Regions from separate parts of the Homo sapiens genome. Here region 2 is linked to region 1. Evidence: read pairs that join two places in POLR2A ChIA-PET (ENCODE). Cell type or tissue: K562. All regions are shown on one strand. Links, peaks and the distances in the headings refer to the core of each region. The heading gives the core; the rest is flanking DNA.

The links. ChIA-PET counts read pairs that join two places held together with the same protein. Peaks named below come from ENCODE experiments on the same cell type or tissue, not always from the same donor. Only the 100,000 strongest peaks of a DNase experiment are listed, where the experiment ranks them.
Region 2: POLR2A ChIA-PET joins it to region 1 with 5 read pairs; 2 of 35 experiments call an interaction of 5 or more read pairs at or near these places.

Annotation. Positions count from the first base shown.
Region 1 is chr16:84,165,123-84,169,508 of GRCh38, forward strand. It overlaps DNAAF1 (dynein axonemal assembly factor 1), which reads left to right. Exons shown (of 12, transcript NM_178452.6): 7 at 661-827. Among named protein-coding and RNA genes, the nearest start is that of TAF1C, 20 kb to the right of the region's middle. In K562, for the core only: no CTCF peak of the experiment used is centred there; no DNase peak of the experiment used is centred there; H3K27me3 peaks cover 1,881 bases.
Region 2 is chr16:84,279,076-84,283,461 of GRCh38, forward strand. No RefSeq gene overlaps it. Among named protein-coding and RNA genes, the nearest start is that of WFDC1, 14 kb to the right of the region's middle. In K562, for the core only: no CTCF peak of the experiment used is centred there; a DNase peak (open chromatin) is centred at 2,226; H3K27me3 peaks cover 3,713 bases.

The sequences.
Region 1 (4,386 bases), core at 203-4,202:
CAAAAGTTCTTTGTATGTTTTGGATCCAAGCCCTTTCCCAGTTATCTTTTTTTGCAAATATTTTCTCCCAGTCTGTAGCCTGCCTTTTCATTTTTTTAAAACTTTGCTCATTTTGAAATTGTGTCATCTTTTTATTAATGAGTTGTGAGGCTTATTTATATTTTCCAGGTACAAGACCCTTATCAAATATATGATTTGCAAGTATCTTCTCACATTCTTTGAGTTGTCTTTTTACTTTTTTTCAGTAGAGACAGGGTTTTGCTATGTTGCCCAGGCTGATCTCGAACTCCTGGGCTCAAGTGGTCCTCCCACTTTGGCCTCCAAAGTGCTAGGATTACAGGCATGAGCCACTGTGCCCTGCTGGTTTTTTAAAATAATACTTTATTTATGGTATACTTTGCATGACAAAAATTTTTAATTTTGATGGAGTCCGATTTCTCTATTTTTTCTCTTGTCACTTGTGCTTTTGGTGCCACATCTAAGAAGGCTTTGCAGACTGTTCCACCTTAAATAATAAAATTTACATGTGGAACTTTTATCCTTGCAGTCACATGTCTGATGCTCACTTTGCTTTGATTTTGAAGAAAATGAGCAAGTTGATCAGACAGTGTATGTTTGGAGTTCACCTCCCCTATTTATGTTTCTTTGTTTTTTAAACAGAGCTTGTGCGGAGGCCTGGGCTAGGGGAGGGTACGCAGCTGAAAAGGAGGAGAGACAGCAGTGGGAGAGCAGGGAGCGGAAGAAGATCACAGACAGCATTGAAGCCTTGGCCATGATCAAGCAGCGGGCAGAGGAGAGGAAAAGACAGAGAGAGAGTCAAGAGAGAGGTATGCGCTCGGCCGAAGACAACAGCCCCAGAGTTCCTTTGAGATTAGGCAAGTCTAAGCTCTCAAACCCAGTCTTTAATCTTGGGAATTTTTTTTTTTTTTTTTTTTTTTTTTTAGACAGAGTCTTGCTCTGTCACTGAGGTTGCAAAGTTGGAGTGCAGCAGTGTGATCTTGGCTCACTGCAACTTCTGTCTCCCGGGTTCAAGCAATTCTCGTGCCTCAGCCTCCCCAGAGCTGGGATTATGGGCACGTACCACCATGCCTGGCTAGTTTTTGTATTTTTAGTAGAGATGGGATTTCGCCATGTTGTCCAGGCTCGTCTCGAACTCCTGGCTTCAAGTGATCTGCCTGCCTTGGCTTCCCAAAGTGCTGGGATTACAGGCGTGAGCCACTGTGCCCAGCCTTGGATTTTCTTTTTTTCTTTTTTTTTTTTTTTTTTTTGGTTGGGACAGGATCTTACTCTGTTGCCCAGGCTAGAGTGCAGTGGCACAATCTTGGCTCACTGCAACCTCTGCCTCAAGTGATCCTCTCACCTCAGCTTCCTAAGTGGCTGGGACTACAGGTGTGCACCACCATGCTTAGCTAATTAAAAAAAAGAATTTCTGTAGAGATGGGGTCTTACTATGTTGCCCACGCTGGTCTCAAACTCCTGGGCTCAAGTGCTCCACCCACCTTGGCTTCCCAAAGTGCTGGGATTATAGGCATGAGCTGCTGCACCTGGCCAGGGATTTTTTTAAAACCATTTCCTCACAACCTGCAGATCCATCTGCAGTTGGCCTCACCTACCTGCCAGCACCAGTGAGAACCTCAAACAGTGATGAGCTGTTTCAAACCACTTTTACTGATTGGAACAGTTTTTCAAAATAAATGATGTATTAGTTTTCTGCGGCTGCTGAAAGTAGGAAAACTCAAATAGGTTGTTTTCTTCTCCCACACTCTCAACACTCAGCACACTTGTGGTCACGCAATGTGCAGGGTGTCCCCACACCCACCAATTCTCTGACACCAGCCGGCTGTCCTGCAATTCATTTCCATCCTGACACTAACCGCACAAGTGATGGGCAATGGTCTCGCAAGATGACTCTCCACTTCCAATGCCAACCGCGAGTCTCAGGGTGTCGCCTGTACTTCTAACAGAATGGCTATAAAATTAGGGTTCCCATGACCCTCTCTTTGGGTTTGATAATTTGCTATGATGGCTCACAGAACTCCAGAGAACACTTATATTTTCTGGGTTATTATATTAATAAAGGATAAAATAAGGGATGCAGATGAACAGCAAGATGAAGTGGAGCTTAGGGAAGGGTCTGTGGGAAGGGGCGGAGCTTCATACCCTCTCTGGCCACACCCCGCTCCAGGTAACTCCAGTGTTCAGCAACTTGGAAGCTCTCTGAACCCCACAGTTTAGGGGGTTTTCCAGAAGCTCCAGCACGTGGGCATGATGGATGATTAGCTCCATTTCCAGCCCCTCTGCCCTCTCTGAAGCCCCAGCTGAAAGCTCCAAGCCTCTTATCATGGCTTGGTCTCTGTGCTCCAGAAGCCACCCCACCCCCAAGAGCCGCCCCATTCGAACAAAAGATGTGCCTGTCACTCTGGATGCAGGTCTTAGGAGCTCTGTGTCAGGAAACTGGGGTTGAAGACCAAATATTAGAACAAAAGAGCCTCCTAGCACCCCTATGTACAGGGGTTTTAGGAGCTCTGTTTCAGAGATCTATGTATCTTGTAATTTCACAGCTGCCACAACAAATTACCACAAAATTAGTGGCTTAAAAGAATACAAATCTGGCCGGGTGTGGTGGCTCATGCCTGTAATCCCAGCACTTTGGGAGGCTGAGGCGGGTGGATCACCTGAGGTAAGGAGTTGGAGACCAGCCTGAACAACATGGAGAAACCCCGTCTCTACTAAAAATAGAAAAAATTAGCTGGGCGTGGTGGCACAAGCCTATAATCCCAGCTACTTGGGAGGCTGAGGCAGGAGAATTGCTTGAACCTGGGAGGCAGAGGTTGCAGCGAGCCGAGATCGCACCATCGCACTCCAGCCTGGGCGACAAGAGCGAAACTCCATCTCAAAAAAAAAAAAACCCCACAAATCTGTTTTACCCTATTGCAGTTCTGTGGGTCAGAAGCCCAAAATGGGTTTCACTGAGCTAAAATCGAGGTGTCTCAGGGTTGTGTACCTTCTGGGGGCCCCAGGGGAGAACCCGCTTCCTTGCCTTTCTCACCTCCTAGAGGCCGCCTGCGTTCCCTGGCTCGTGGCCCCTTCTTCCAACTTCCATGCCAGCAGTGTGGCATCTTCCAGCCTCATTCTGACTCTGACGCTCCTGCCTCCCTATTCTGAGGGCTCTTGTGATTCTTTTGAACCTGCCTGGATAACCCAGGACAATTTCCTGATCTCAGGGTTCTAGATCCTAATCACATCTGCACAGTTCCTTTGTCCGTGTAAGGTAACGTATTCATATTCTGACATTAAGGTGTGAACACCTTTGACTAATATTTTTATTTTTATTTTTTAGAGACAGGGCCTTGCTATGTTGGCCAAGCTGGTCTCGAACTCCTGGCCTCAAGCAGTCCTCCCGCCTCGGCCTCCCAAAGTGCTGGGATTACAGACGTGAGCCACTGCACCTGGCCACACATACATTTTTATATAAAAATGGCAGAAATATGTTGCTTCCTGTCTAGTCTTTTGAATTAGCATACTATAACTATTTTCCATACAATAGACATTTTCTTACTGCATATATTGTCTTTTCCTAACTTTTTGTTTTGAAATGTTAAAAATTTTCAGAAAAGCTGAAAGAATAGTAAAACGGATAGCTGTATGTCTGCATTTATTAATAGATTCTGTGGTTTTTCATAATTTGCTACACATTTGCCACATACACACACACACACACACACACACACACACTTTGCTTTTCCCCTGAACCATTTGAAGATAAAGGCAAACGTCACAGCCCTTAAACCCCCAGTGCTTCAGCGTGCATCTCCTAAGAACTGCCTGCATTCTATTTTCTTGATAGCTGTGACCTGTTCCATTAAAGGGCTGTGCTTGGCAGTGCCTTCCGTAGGCATTTGGCTCCCATTATTATCCATTATAAACAACACTAATGAACATCCCTCAAGGATACTTTTTTTTTTTTTTTTTTTTTTTTTTTTAGAGAGTCTCACTTCATCACCCAGACTACAATGCGGTGACTCACTGCAACCTCTGTCTCCTGGGTTCAAGCGCTTCTCCTGCCTCAGTCTCTCTAGTAGCTGGGATTATAGGCATGTGCCACCCCGCCCAGCTATTATTATTTTTTTGTATTTTTTTTTCACTAGAGATGAGGTTTCACCATGTTTGTCAGGCTGGTTTTGAACTCCTGATGTCAAATGATCCACCTGCCTGGGCCTCCCAAAATGCTGGGATTACAAGCATGAGCTACCATGCCCAGCGCCTCGAGGACACTTTTTAAACTATGTTCCTTATTTATTTATAATTTTTTTTGGAGACAGAGTCTCGCTCTGTCTCCCAGGCTGGAGTGCAGTGGCGCGATCTTGGCTCACTGCAGCCTCCACC
Region 2 (4,386 bases), core at 184-4,183, 110 kb after region 1:
TGCAGTGAATACACGTGCTGGTCCTGAGTCTGCTGTCGCTTCTTCCCTTCCCCCACTCCTGCTCTGCAGGACATCACAAGGGACTGCCTCTTGCAAGCAGCGTGTCCCTGGCTCTCCTTCTGTCACTAGGCTCAGCCAATAGGCAGCATTGTGGGGAGTCTGAAGGGGAGGAAGAGGGAAGCCAGGGCATTTCTCCCCATCTCTCTGGACAGGTCTCTCCTTGGACGGGGTTTCTACCAGTGGCCATGCACCCTCCGTGGCCCCAGCTTTACTGGGCAGGCTACTGTGATTCCAGCTTCCTCCTGCAGCCCTAGATCCTGGGTGGTAGAAATGCCCCCTCCTCTGTTTGTTGCTCGCCCTGCAGATGGGGCAGTGCTTCTTGCCATTCATCTCTGGGTTGCCTGGTCATCTCTTATGTGGTTTCTTGGCCCTTCTGTTCCTTGTATAGCCAATTCTCTGCATTAATCTCCTCTGTTTTCAATATCCAAGATTGTTTCCATTTTCCCACTGATTAATAAAAAACCTGTGCCTTTGTTATTAGAAAAATGAAAATATAGGCCAGATGCAGTGGCTCATACCCATAATCCCAGCACTTTGGGAGGCCAAGGGGGGCAGATCACCTGAGGTCAGGAGTTCAAGGCCAGCCTGGCCAACACAGTGAAACCCTGTCTCTCCTAAAAGTACAAAAATTAGCCAGGCATGGTGGTGGGAGCCTGTAGTCCCAGCTACTCAGAAGGCTGAGGCAGGAGAATCGCTTGAACGTGGGAGGCGGAGGTTGCAGTGGGCTGAGATTGTGCCACTGCACTCTAAGCTGGGTGACAGAGCAAGACTCCATCTCAAAAATAAATAGATAAAATAAAAAATAAGCGTTAGAGAAACCATGGGAGGCCTGTTCTTGAGGAAAGGGAAAGGCTGAGCAGGCGCGTGGGCCTGAGCGGGGGCTGTTGCCTTTCCCACAGGCCTGCTGTGTGTGAGCCCCACATGCCCGGCCAGGCAGCGGCTGGGAGCTTGAGTTCTGGATTTATGCGCCCATCACGCTGTGATTTATTATAGGACAGCTTGTTTTTGCAAGCGATAGATTTATTTGCACCAGGCGCTGCATAATAAGGATCAAGGACTCTTTCTTTCTCTCTTTTTAAACTCCTGCCATGCTAACGTGTTCCCCAAGGTCCCTGCCAGGATGGTCATCGGAGAGCTCAGTGTGCTCTACTGTCCCATGGATCACTCCAAGCTGTCACTGACCTCCAGGAAGGAAGAACGAAGGGTTCCATGCGGCGTCTCCATGCAGGTCGTGACAGTGGGGCCCGTGGTTGAATGGCATCCAGTTGAGTTCCTGATCTCTCTTGGGTGGGCTCCTGGCTCTGGATGGCTGCGGATCATCAGGCAGGTCAGTGTCCTGAGCTCTTAGGTAACAAGGGATATTCCCAGGAAAAGGTGGCTCAGCTCAAGCTGAGGCTTCCCTTCCCTGCCAGGGCAGCTCTGTCACTGTTCTCCGGAAAGCAGGTTGGCCAGGTGCATAAGTGGAACTGGGTTCACATCCCAGTCCCACCAGGTGGAATCGGGCAGTGTCTTCACCTCTCAGCCTTGGTTTCCTCTTCTGTTAAGTGGGGTCACAATAGTAATCGGCACCTCAAAGGGCTGGTAAGAGGACTAAGGAGAGACCTACACACAGGGTAGGGCACACAGTAGTTGCTCATGAAATATGAGTCACTCCACTCCCTTTTCCCTTCTGCTTTCACAGCTGCTCATCAGTCTGGCTGGATGAGAACGTGATGTGTATCAGTCAGGATGTAGTTGGTGGTCAGCAAAAGCTCAACTCAACTAGCTTAACCCTAAAGAAGATTAGTTTGTCCCATGTAACAAGAAGTCCAGAGGTAGGCTGGCTCCGAGATTGACTAAATTCAACAGCTCAGCGATATCACCAGGGACTCAGGATCGTCCCCCACCCCGCCCGTCCCCCCACTGCCAAACGCCATCATGTCAGTGTTGGCCTCACCCTCTGATTGGCCTTCCTCACAGTCACAGAGTGGCTGTTGCAGATCTGGGCATCGTATCCCTGCTGGGTAAAGTCCAGACGTGCACCTGAACCATCACTTTCCTGCATCTCTGAGGTATGAGGACCACTTTCCCAGAAGCCCCTAACCTGACTTCCCTCCCACCTCATTGGTCCAAATCAGATGACAGACTGATGCCTGAACCAATCACCAATAAAAGGGGGAAGGAATACCTGGTTGGCTCTTGGGCAATCAGCCACCATCACCACTAAGGAGGGGCTTGCTTTGAAACTCTGCTGTCACTGCCCTTCAATTTCTCCTCTCATCTCTGGATCCAGCAAGAGCCGTTCTGCCCCTCAAGACCCTCATGAGTTTAGAGTCCAGCAGGGATTAGAGCCAGGGGCAGGTGTCATGGAAATTCCTTCCACCATGGCCTCCACTTACTTGACTGGCCGGCTTCCTCTCTTCTGTGGGTTTAGAAGTCACCCGCTGGACACCGCTCCTTCCCGCCCAGTCTTAAGGGGGTTGTCCAATTCCCTAACGTGCCTAAAGTCACTTTCCCAGGCTTTCTTAGGCTTTTGTGTCCTTACAGCATCGGTCTTCATGATCTTTGCCTTCTGACTGATGGCCCCCTTCATGACGGAGGGAACCCGCTGACATTTTGCCCAGGTCCCCTCGCCTACCAGGACCCCTACCCGTCATCACCAGGGCCCGCCATGGGGCATCCCCAGAAACACAGGTGGAGCTGGTGTGTAGGAAGGTGGGAAGCAGTTACTTTCCTGGAAAGTTGGTGTACTCTGGGAAGAGCTTGTGAAATTGCAAGCTCACCTCCTGGGAGACGCATCAGCAGAGGGGGATGGCCTGACGTCCAGCTTTTCTAGACTTACAGTTGGTTATTTGTTAATGACATTCCTGGCAAGTGACAGCTTTGAATGGTTCTGCCTGGATCAGCTTTTATGAAGCCAACACCAACATCTTCCTGGATCGTCTGACTTTGACCTGCCGCAGAGGACCCTGAGCCCCCACCCAGCCCACCACAGCGGGGTGGGGGGATGAGCGATGGACTGACAAAGCAATGACATTGGGGGGCTGGAGCTCACTTTTCTTGCCCTGACCTGGGGTGTGGGGTGTGGGGCGTGGAGTCCTCAAATCGGTTTCTTCTAGCAGGTCCTTTTTTTTTTCTACCTTATTTTTTCATGGAAGTAAAACTCAAAAAGTTAATCAGTGTAGGTTGGGCGCCGTGGCTCCCACCTGTAATCCCAGCACTTTGGTAAGCCAAGGCGGGCGGATCACTTGAGGCCAGGAGTTTGAGACCAGCCTGGCCAACATGACAAAACCCCATCTCTACTAAAAATACAAAAAATAGCCGGGTGTGGTGCATGTGCCTGTAATCCCAGCTACTATACTCGGGAGGCTGAGGCAGGAGAATCGCTTGCAACCGGGAGGCAGAGGCTGCAGTAAGCCAAGATCACAGGTCTGCACTCCAGCCTTGGTGAGACAGAGCGAGACTCCATCTCCAAAAAAAAAAAAAAAAAAAAGTTCACAGTTGGAAAGTGTAAAATTCAATGGCATTTAGTACATTTGCAACGTTGTGCTGCTGCAGATGTGGGGGCCAGGCCAGCCAGGTCTGGGAAGTGTGACGTCAGGAAGTGGATGACCCTCAGGTTGCTGACTGTCTGAGGAAGGCCCTGCAGAGTCAGGGCAGAAGCACTGGGTTGGGAGGGCAGGAGCACCCATGGATGCCTTCGGTGAACATTCTCTGAGCTCCTACTGTGTGTGCGAGGTGCACAGTAGATGAGAAAGAAAACAAAAAAGACTCAGTCCCTGTACTTAGGGTGCCCACCATCCCGTGGGAGAGTCAGGCATTGACAGAAATGTCGCTTCCACCGGGCACGGTGGCTCACGCCTGTAATCCCAGCACTTTGGGAGGCCGAGGCGGGCGGATCACGAGGTCAGGAGATCGAGACCATCCTGGGTAACATGGTGAAACCCCATCTCTACTAAAAATACAAAAAAAAATTAGCCAGGCGCAGTGGCGGGTGCCTGTAGTCCCAGCTACTCGGGAGGCTGAGGCAGGAGAATGGCGTGAACCTGGGAGGCGGAGCTTGCAACGAGCCTAGATAGCGCCATTGCACTCCAGCCTGGGCGACAGAGCGAGACTCTGCCTCAAAAAAAAAAAGGAAAGAAATGTCACTTCCAACTTCAGGGTTGCATAGGTGCTGTCAAGCAGAGGGACAAGGGCTATGAAAGTCTTCTCTAGGGGAACTGAGCTGGCCTGGAGATCAGGGAACATTTCCAGGAGAAAGGGACCGACTGTCTTGCTAAGGGTTGAGATATGAGGAAGTTTTAACAATTTTTTCAGCAAAGAAAACAGGGAAGAATGCCCTGGGGA